2 separate regions of the Homo sapiens genome follow, and region 1 is linked to region 2. A link is an interaction called in ENCODE POLR2A ChIA-PET data of the cell type or tissue named here. Cell type or tissue: PC-9. All regions are shown on one strand. Each heading gives the region's core, and the rest is flanking DNA. Links, peaks and the distances in the headings are about the cores only. Region 1 has its middle 2.8 kb from the start of IL2RB. Region 2 has its middle 12 kb from the start of PVALB.

The links. Peaks named below come from ENCODE experiments on the same cell type or tissue, not always from the same donor. Only the 100,000 strongest peaks of a DNase experiment are listed, where the experiment ranks them.
Region 1: POLR2A ChIA-PET joins it to region 2 with 11 read pairs; 2 of 35 experiments call an interaction of 5 or more read pairs at or near these places.

The regions. Positions count from the first base shown.
Region 1 is chr22:37,149,992-37,155,371 of GRCh38, reverse strand. It overlaps a transcript of IL2RB not described here. Among named protein-coding and RNA genes, the nearest start is that of IL2RB, 2.8 kb to the right of the region's middle. RefSeq lists enhancers at 5,086-5,197, 5,280-5,311 and a promoter at 4,591-5,380. In PC-9, for the core only: no CTCF peak of the experiment used is centred there; no DNase peak of the experiment used is centred there.
Region 2 is chr22:36,826,078-36,831,457 of GRCh38, reverse strand. No RefSeq gene overlaps it. Among named protein-coding and RNA genes, the nearest start is that of PVALB, 12 kb to the right of the region's middle. In PC-9, for the core only: no CTCF peak of the experiment used is centred there; a DNase peak (open chromatin) is centred at 2,467.

The sequences.
Region 1 (5,380 bases), core at 131-5,130, 320 kb before region 2:
CTGGGGGGTGAAATGACGTGATTTGAGTTTGGGAAAGGTTGCTCTGGCCGCTGAGTGGAGAACAGACCAGAGAGTCAGGAGTATTAATAGAAACAGGGAGACCAGGGCGGAGGCCACCATGGGCCTGCTGAGGTGGGAGATGACACGGCTCTGAGCAGGGCAGGGGCTGAAGAAAGCAGGTGCACCTCTCTGCACACCCCTGCTGGCCACCCATGCCTCTGGGCTTCTGCTGGCGTACTGTCTCACCCCTCCTCACCTGGTTTTATGTTCAGCTGTAGCACCTGGGGGACAGACTGTATGAGTCAGAGAAAACAGAAACAGCAGTCCCCAGGTCTCAGAGGCCCAACAATAGAGGTTTATTTTTCATTCAAGTTATAGCCCAGTGTGAATTGTCTGAGGAGGGGTGAGGGCCTGTCCTTCAAGGGACTCCAGCCCCTCTACCCAAAACTTCACTGGATTCTGGCAGGGGAGGGGAGAGAGAGAAAGAGATAGAGGGATGGCCGGCCGTGGTGGCTAACGTCTGTAATCCCAGCACTTAGGGAGGCCAAGGCAGGCAGATCACGAGGTCAGGAGATCGAGACCGTCCTGGCCAACATGGTGAAACCCCATCTCTACTGAAAATACAAAAATTAGCTGGGTGTGGTGGTGTGTGCCTGTAATCCCAGCTACTCGGGAAGCTGAGGCAGGAGAATTGTTTGAACCGGGGAGGCGGAGCTTGCAATGAGCCGAGATCGCGCCACTGCACTCCAGCCTGGCTACAGAGCAAGATTCCGTCTAAAAAACAAAAAAAAAAAAAGAAAAAAAAAGAGAGATAGAGGGATTAAGAGACACAGGAGATCATAGGTGAGATTTTTTTTAGGCCTAGAAGTAGAATAAATCACTTCCTCCCACATCCCATTAGCCAGACTTGGTTCTGGAGCCCCAGCTCACTGCAAGGGAGGCTGGGAAGCAGACCCGAGCTGATGCCGGGAGGAGGGTGCACGCCATGGCCTGGGGACCCATTCCACCAGGTTTCCCTCCTACGTGCTCCCACAGGCCATGAGGTGTTACATAGAGGATGTGAAGGAGAATCATTCTCTGCGTAGCCCCCTCCCTGCCTCTCCATCTGAGGTGTTCTGGGCTAGGACCCTTGACAAAAGAACAAACCGGCTCCATCCCCTGTCTCCTGGGGTGGGAGACTCTGTATGTGGGGGCTGCACCATCCCCCATTCTGCTCCCCACTTTCCTGGCTGCTGCACATCTCAGGGGCACGAGGGTGGAGAGTGGCCTACCTCCCTCCCTTGGTCCTACCCCGCTGGCCTGGGCTGCGCGCCTCAGGCTTCCTGTGTCTGACCTGGTCTTTGGGGCATCTGGGGTGCTCAGTAAATGTTTGTTGAATAAATAAAAGAAGGAAAGCAGGATGAGGAGGAAGAAGAGTCTTGGGCAGTATGTGCCAGGCAGACTGATGCTGTCTCATGGATGAAATAGCTGTACGCAGCTGCTCCTTGCAAGCTGGGTCTGTGACTTCTGGCTTTGGCTGCGGATGCATTTTTCTTTTCTTTGTATGTGTGTGCTTTTAAAGTTTTAACTGAATTCATTTATTTGGGGGCAGGAAATATGTTCATGCCATACAAAAGGGTCTATAGAGAAAAGCGTCCTTCCTAACCCTTCCTCACCTGGCTCTCCTCCCTGAGACAACCGGCGTTCCTAATTTCTTGCAAAGCTTCTGGGAATATTTGAGGCTTAATAAATGTTGGCTGTTATTCTCATGGTTGTGGCTGTTGTGTTTAGTATCCTCTCCTGCCGCCAGACAGCCTTACTCTAGAGGAGAGGGAAGGGCAGTGTGGAAGGAACTGGCCCTTACAGCAAGCCTGCAGTGCGTGGTCACATTAAATGCTTTATACACACCTTCTTGTCCAGTTCTCCCTTCATTTGGTAGGTCTGCACACTGAAGCACAGGGAGGCCTAAGTCACAGCCTCAATCTCCAGTCCTGCCCCTCCTGGGCAGCAGTGCTCCACGCTTCTTCTTTTCCAGCAGCGGGCTTTGCACATGGGAGTTGGGCCTGATTCTCTTTTTGGAGTCTTGAATTCCACTTTTCTCACATTTGCAGAGCTGCCGTCTCTGCTCTTCTCTCTCTTCTTCTCAGAAGAGGTGGCAGGCTGGGCGCAGTGGCTCACACCTGTAATCCCAGCACTTTGGGAGGCCGAGGGAGGTGGATCACCTGAGGTCAGGAGTTCAAGATCAGCCTGGCCAACATGGGGAAACCCCGTCTCTACTGAAAATACAAAAATTAGCCGGGCATGGTAGCACGTGCCTGTAATCCCATCTACTCGGGAAGCCGAGGCAGGAGAATCGCTTGAACTTTGTGGGCAGAGGTTGCAGTGAGCCGAGATTGTGCCACTGCACTCCAGCCTGGGTGACAGAGCTAGACTATGTCTCAAAAAAAAAAAAAAAAAAAAAAAGAGGCCACAGCTTGCAATAAAACCCCTCTGAAACAGGGAATCAGGAAAGGGAAGAAGCAGAGCTGCTGCTTCTGGGCTCTGAGGATGGAACTTCACAGGGTCTATGGGGCTGTGATGTAGCACGTAAATAGATGTGCATTTTTCTAAAGACCAATCCATAAGTTTCCATCATTTAAAAAAAAGAGCCCTGAGCTGAGCTCCCACGCCACCCTTCTCCCCCGCCAAAAAAGGGGGAGAAGGGTTAGGAACCATGACTTGAGAGGAAGAGGAAGGTTCTAGAATGTTCAGTAAGTGACCATCAAATTGTTCACAAAGACCTGATAGTCATCTCTGGGAAGTGCTAGCTAGAACAAACAGACAAGAGAAAGAAGTAAAGGGCATCCAAATTGGAAAGGAAGAAGTCAAATTATCCTTGTTTGTAGACGATATTATCTTATATTTCAAAAAGCCTAAAAACGCCACCACAAAACTATGAGAACTGATAAACAAATTCAGTTAAGCTGCAGAATACAAAATCAACATACAAAAGTTAGTAGTATTTCTATGTACCAACAGCAAACAATCTGAAAAAGAAATCAAGAAAATAACTCCATTTGGAATAGCTACAAATAAAATAAAATACCTAGGAATAAACGTAACCAAAAAAGTGAAAGATCTCTATAATGAAAACTATAAAACGTTGGTGCAAGAAACTGAAGAGGACACAAAAAATAAAAAGATATTCTATGTTTATGGATTGGAAGAATCAATATTGTTAAAATGTCCATACCACCCAAAGAAATATACAGACTCAATGTAATCCCTATCAAAATACTAATGACATTCTTCACAGAAGTAGAAAAAATAATCGTCAAATTTATATGGAACCACAAAAGATGCAGAGTAGCCAAAGCCATCCTAAGCAAAAAGAGTGAAACTGGACAAATCACATTATCTGACTTCAAATTATACCACAGAGCTACAGTAACCAAAACAGCGTGGCGCTAGCGTAAAAACAGATGCATTGACCAATGAACCATTGGTCAGAATAGGGAACCCAGAAACAAATCCACACACCTACAGTGAACTTATTTTCAACAAAATTGCCAAAAACATACCTTTGGGGAAAGGCCAGTCTTTTCAATAAATGTTGCTGGGAAAACTGGATATCCATATGCAGAAGAATGAAACTAGACCCTCATCTCTCTTCATATACAAAAATCAAATCCAAATGGATTAAAGACTTAAATCTGAGACCTCAAACTATGAAACTACTAAAAGGAACATTGGGGAAACTCTTTAGGACATGGGACTAGGCAAAGATTTCTTGAGCAATACCCCACCAGCACATGCAACCAAAGCAGAAATGATAGATGAGATCACATCAAGTTAAAAGGCTTCTACACAGCAAAGGATGCAATCAGCAAAGTGAAGAGACAACCCACAGAATGGGAGAAAATATTTGCAAACTATCTGACAAGGGATTAATAACTGGACTAGATAAGGAGCTCAAACATCTTTATGGAAAAAAATTATAGAAATCCCATCAAAAATTGGGCAAATGATCTGAATAGACAGTTCTCAAAAGAAAACATATAAGTTTATGAAAAGGTGCTCAACATCATTGATCATCAGAGAAATGCATGTCAAAACTACAATGAGATATTATCTCACCTCAGTTAAAATGACTTTTATCCAAAAGGCAGGCAATAATGAATGCTGGTGAGGGTGGGGAGAAAAGGGAACTCTCGTACACTGTTGGTGGGAATGTAAATTAGTACAACCACTATAAAGAACAGTTTGAAGAGTCCTCAAAACACTAAAAATAGAACTACTATATGATCCAGCAATCCCACTGCTGAGTATATACCCAGAAGAAAGGAAATCAGTATATGGAAGAGACATCTGCATTCCCACATTTGTTGCAGCACTGTTCACAATACCCAGGATTTGGAAGCAACCTAAGTGCCCATCAACAGATGAATGAATAAAGAAAATGTGGTACATATATGCAATGGAGTACTATTCAGCCATGAAAAAGAATGAGATCCTGTCTTTGCAACCACATGTTTGAAACTGGAGGTCATTATGTTAAGTGAAACAGGCCAGGCACAAAAAGACAAAGCTCACATGTTCTCACTTATTTGTGGGAGCTAAAAATTAAAACAATTGAATTCATGGAAATGGGAAGGGCAGTGATGGAGATGGGAAGGGCAGTGGGGGTTGGAGGGGTGGGGATTGTTGTTGGGTACGAAAACAGAATTAGATCGAATGAATAAGATCTAGTATTTGATAGCATAACAGGGTGACTTTAGTCAACAATAATTTATTGTACATTTAAAAATAACTAAAAGAGTATACTTGGATTTTAACACAAAGAAAGGATAAATACTTGAGGTGATGGATACCCCATTTACCCTGATGTGATTATTATACATTGTATGCCTGTATCAAAATAGCTCATGTGCCTCATGAATATAGACACCTACCACATGCCCACAAAATTAAAAACTAAAAAAAACAGTCATCTCTGAATGCTAAACGGAGTAAGGGGCTTCCTGGAAGGCTGGGTGAAATGGGAGTCTCGGAAAGATGGTGTGTTGCAGGCTGGGAGGAGGGTGAGACGCTGGGGTCACCTAGAGGGACCTGCTTGTGTGAAGCCTACGTATTAGTGGGTATGTGTGTGACCGGATGGAGGCGTCAGAGGTGTTGGGTAGCCTGTGTGAGTTGGCGTGGGGGTGATGTAGGAGGGGAGAGAGGGAGGGCCTGCGTTCCCTTGGCTCCTGTGTGCAGCTAGGCCCCTATTTGACAATGTGTGTCTGTGTGTGTGTGTGTGTGTGTGTGTGTGTGTGTGTGTGTGTGTGCCGCCCCCAGCGTAGGAGGCAGATCTTTATCTGGCCCTGGGTGCTTGAGGAGTTTCAGGCTTTCTCATAAGCCTCGTCTCCCCGCCTCTCCACCC
Region 2 (5,380 bases), core at 182-5,181:
CTTCTGTTCTTGCCTGTGGTCACTCATGTGGCTGCAATCAGCTGAGGGTGGCCTCAGCTAGGACACTGGGAAGCTGGGCTTTAATCTCTCTGTGTGGTCTGTGGGCCTCTCATTCTCATGTGACATCTCCATATGGTCTCTCCAGCAGGGCATCTGAATTTTACCTGGCATATCTGGGCTCCCAAGAGCATGGAAGCTGTCAGGACCTCTTCAAGCTTAGAACCAGAGCAGGCACAGTGTCCCTTCCACCCCATTCCATTGTTGAAAGCAAGCTGCAAGCCCCAACCACAGCCAAGAAAATGTGGCAATAAAGCAAGTTGCAAGGACCATCTACAGTCAAGGAAAGGTGGCAATACAAAGGTATGAACACTTAAAAGCACGGTTTATCAGAAACCACTGATATAATAGACTACCACAGTCAAGATTCTTTCTATTGCAAGTGAAATAAACTTGACTCGTACTAACTAAAGGTTTTTTTAAAAAGTGGATTGGGGAAGGATGATTTATTGGCTTTGTAACTGAAAGCCCAGGTGTGCATTTGTCTATAGGAATGGCTGGATCGAGGGGCTCATTGATATCATCAGGGTTTTATCTTTCTTTTCATTTCTCAAACAGATTCCCTCTTTGTAGTGGGTAAGATGGCTGCCCACATTTCTAGAACCGCATCCTATCAGCTCAGCAAGCATACAAAGGTATGAATACTTAAAAGCATGGTTTATCAGAAACCACTGATATAATAGACTACCACAGTCAAGATTATTTCCATTGCAAGTGAAATAAACTTCACTCATACTAACTAAAGATTTTTTAAAAAATGGATTGGGGGAGGATAAAGTAGGTGGGTTATACCCATTTGACAGATGGGGAAACTGAACTCGAGAAGTCAGAGCATTTCCTCATGTTCAGTGGTAAGTTTAGAATTTGCAGAATGTTTCCTTCCATTACAATGTGTAGGCAGGGAGAGAGGAGGGAGTTCAGGGGTCAGTCTGTGTTTTTGGCTTATGCAGCTGAGGTTTCTGTAATCACATGTGGATCTGGAATTTTAATACTACTTCCATCCTGGAATTTGCAGTCGCCAGGGAGCTGCTTGCTCAGGGCTCCTCAGCCTGGGCAGTGGGGCCCTCACCTACCCCTCGCTCCAAGGTCACTCAACTATGGGACCGGACTTTGCCCTGGCCCTGCAGAATAATCCTGGTCACTCTCCTCACCCTTGCCTCCCACCATCTGGAGGTGGAGGGGCACGATCCACGACGTGTGGTCTGACTGAATTCAAGTGGGGGCATCACTTCCTTCCCAACACTCCCCCACCTGATACCTGCTCACCCTTCAGCCTGCAACACCAAGAAATGGAACTCTTTCTTGCTTGCTTGCTTGTCTGCAACACACTTTAAGAATTTGGGTAGCAATCTGGCATTACTGAAAGTTCATTTACTGAAGCATCTTTTCAGAATCTGGCAAAGGTTGAATGTATGTATATTTATATTACAGGACATTATTATCCAGTAAGGTGTGTATATTACACAAGCAGGGAATCATGGTGATCTGCCTGGTATGGCGGCCTCTTATTGGCGCATTGTGTGACCCACTCTCTGCTTAAGTTGTTGAATTCATGTATTCATTTCACTCTCACAACACTTGAGTGGAGGACTCTCAGGAGTCCCACTTGACGGAAGTGGAAACGGAAGCTCAGGGAGGTCAAGTCTCTCTGCAAGTGTCACACAGCTAGAGCTGGCAGCTGAGACTGAATATTCTTTCATTTCCACTGTGTAACAGCAGCAGTCACCACTGACCCCAAATGCTCACCCCCCCAGGACTCATCTCCTCTCTGCCTCAGCTACTCCTCACCCCCCACCCCACACCAGCTGGGCACCCCCAGTGGACACCAGGTTGCCCTACAGCCAAGACATTCTTTCCATTCTAGTGCTCATATGGTTGGTGAGATTGTTTGAAAATATTCAGACATGGCCAAAACTAGGAGAAAAGCAAAACCAATATAATGCAAATAATAATACGTACAAAAGTTCAAAGACTCACAGGAGATGTGATAATACATCCAAGACTCCTTGGCACAGCCCCATAAGGAAAATATTATTTTCATTCTTCAGATGTGAAACTGTTGTTCCTAAAGAGTAAGTAATTTGTCCCAAGGTCACAGAGCTAGCAGGTTGGCTGAGCCAGATATTGAACCCAGGTCAATGTGGCACCGAAATCAACGCAGTTTCCTTTCCACCCTGCTGCGAAAGGGCCCCTGAGCTCGACAAGCTCATAGTCATGTTGGGAGAAGACAGTTCCATGGATAATTGCTCCACAGCAATGATCACAGTAAACACAGGTCAATATGAGAGTGGTATGTGAGCAGGGAGAAGAAATCAAGGAGGGCTTCTGGGAAGAGGTGATGCCTAAGCTGAGTCATACAGGATGAATGGCAGGTGCAGTAAGCCTACAGGAGGGAGGAGGCAGGACAACGCCAGAGGAAGTAGCATGCTGTCACTGCCAGCCATTACTGCAAGCCATTGTCACAGTGGTCTATGTTACCCTTCAGGGTAAACAAAAGGTAACGTCTCCCTTGTATATGACTCACATGGCTATATCAGTGATATGGTTTGGCTCTGGGTCCCCACCCAAATCTCATGTCAAATTGCAATCCCCAGTGTTGGAGGAGGCGCCTGGTGGGATTGACTGGATCATGGGGGCAGTCTTTAATGGTTTAGCACCACCCGCCTAGGGCTGTCTTGTGATCGAGTTCTCCTGAGATCTGCTTGTTTAAAAGTGTGTGGCACCTCCCCACCCTTTCCTCCTGCTCCCACCTTGTAAGGCGTGCTGGCTTCCCCTTCGCCCTTCCACTATGATTGTAAGTTTCCTAAGGCCTCCCTAGAAGCAAAAACCTGTACAGCCTGCAGAACCGTGAGTCGATTAAACCTCTTTTCTTTAGAAATCACCCAGTCTCAGGTATGCCTTTACAGCAGTGTGAGAAAGGACTCATACAATCAGTAAAAGTGACGGTCATCTGATATGCTGTCATCTATCAGATTCACTACGAATCTTGTGGGGAGAATAGGAGATGTTTTAACTGAAGTGAAATTCATACAACATAAAATTAACCACTTTAAAGTAGACAATTCAGTGGCACCTAATGCCTTCAGGGTTCAGAGTGTGCAGAATGTTGTACAACCACCACTCTATCTGGTTCCAAAACATTTTTATCAGCCCACGATGCAGTGACCTCAACACTCATTAAGTAGCTGACCTCAACAAGCTCATAGGTTGAGAGCAGACAATTCCATGGATAATTGTTCCACAGCAATGATCCTAGTAAACAGAGGTGAACATGAGGCTGGTGTGTGAGCAGGGAGAAGGAATCAAAGAGGCCTGAGCATCACCTCTTCCCAGACGCCCTCCTTGATTCGTTGGTGCCACATTGACCTGGTTCCAATAAAGCCCATTAAGCAGTTACTCCCTATTCCTCCTTCCCTCCAGCCCCCGCTTTTTGTCTCTAGATTGACCTAGTCTGGATATTTCATACATATATGTAGTGTGACCTTTTGTGTCTGGCTTCTTTCACTGAGCATCATTTAGTATTGTACACATTTTCTAGTTGAGGAGGAGAGGGTAGAGCTCACACTGTGGTCTAAAGTTGACACAGCATCTCCTGCTCTCTCTCCCTTCTACCTTGTTCTCATCCCTTTAGACATGTCCTGCCATCCTTTGAGGGCCCAGAAGTCAGATCCACAGGCCTGGGTGAGTCCCTCCTCTGCCATTTTCCTTGGACATCTTATGCCCTCTCTGAGCCTCAGGCTTCCCATCTGTCAAATGTAATGATTGACAAATAATGTGAATATACCTAACAGGACTGAATTCTACACTTACAAATGGTTAAGACGGTGAATGTTGTGTGTTTCTTTTACCATAATTTAAAAAGTAATACAAGGGAAAACCTTTAGAAAATGAGACGGTTGGATTGGTGGCTAAGGGCCCCTAATCCTGTAGAATTGTGAGACCAAGCATTCATGATTGAGACTTAGGGAAAAGAAAGGCAAGACAAGGAGGCAAAAGGGAAAGGAACAAAGGAGGAGAGACATAGCGGTGGGAGGAGGAGGAGGAGGAGAGGAAGGAGGAAGGAAAGGGGGAGGGCAGTTCTGCTGCCTCAGTTCATTTCCTCTCTGCCTCGATTGGTGTTTGTGTTTATTTCTCAATTCTCAGCCATTGTCATTCTGCAAACCTTGGTCCTAAACCCCAACATGAGCTGTGGGTTAGTCTGCAGTATTGAAACAAAATGGGAACTATTGGATTTTCAAACTGATTCAGCCTCTGAATTTAAAAACATTTTTTTCTCAGTCAAATGTGACCCAGAATCAGGATGGAAGCAATAAATATTTAATAAGAAAAAACTGGTTCAACAATGTCCTTAAAACACATTAGCTGTATTAACCTGGGGCCTTTACATTGGTACCAACATCAAGCATCCCCCTATTGGCTGAAGGAACACCAAGGCAGATAGCGATCGTACATTCTGGATTTGCTCAGCCGGTTTCAAATACCCAGCTCCCTGTTCCCCAGAGCACCCTCCCTTATCGAAATGTGAGCTGCCATTTTGGATCAGGAATTAAGATTCCTGGGGACAGGAGGCTATAGTTCCCAGGGAAGGTCACAGTTCCTGGAAGACTAATTACACACCAGCAGGTGCCTCTAAAGTGCAGGTGAATAAATGGATTTCGACAGCACTGTAAGTAGGAATCCAAGAATGTCTTAGAGAAGAACCACTGTACACGCAGAGCCAAACATAAAAATATCCCCCATTTGATTTATTCTCCTTGGAGTCCGTCCTGGAAAGAAGCTGAACGCTATGGTGGTGCTTCAAACTCCCAGCAGAAAAGGCAACTGGAAACACAGAGAGAACAAGCAGAATAATAGGAGGCCATTATTGAGGCAAATGCAGAGTTCTAGGAGGGGCACGAGGTCAGGGGGAAGAAACCCAGGAGGACTTCTGGTAAGAGGTGACACCCAAGCTAAAACATGAAGGACGATCAGCAGGTAGATAGTCCAGCAGGAGTGAGAGGGCAGAAAACCTCTGAAATCAATGGTAACCATGGTTGTATTTGGGTAGCAAGGGATTACTGGTGACACGCCCCCCCACCCCCGGCCCTGTTTAGCTCCTCTATTTTCTATTGTTTCTTTAAAGAGTACATGGCATATTTATGATCACATTTTTTTAAAGCAGGGAAATGTCACAGTTTCAAAGGATTTTGAGAGTTTTCATGAGCACATGGGCTGGCATCTGCATTGTGATCACGGGAATGGAGACCCTCTCCTTCATGCGCCCTCAGCAGGCTCTTTCCATCGCCAGGTGTGTTAGCCAGCTTGGGAGCGGGCCTGAACAACA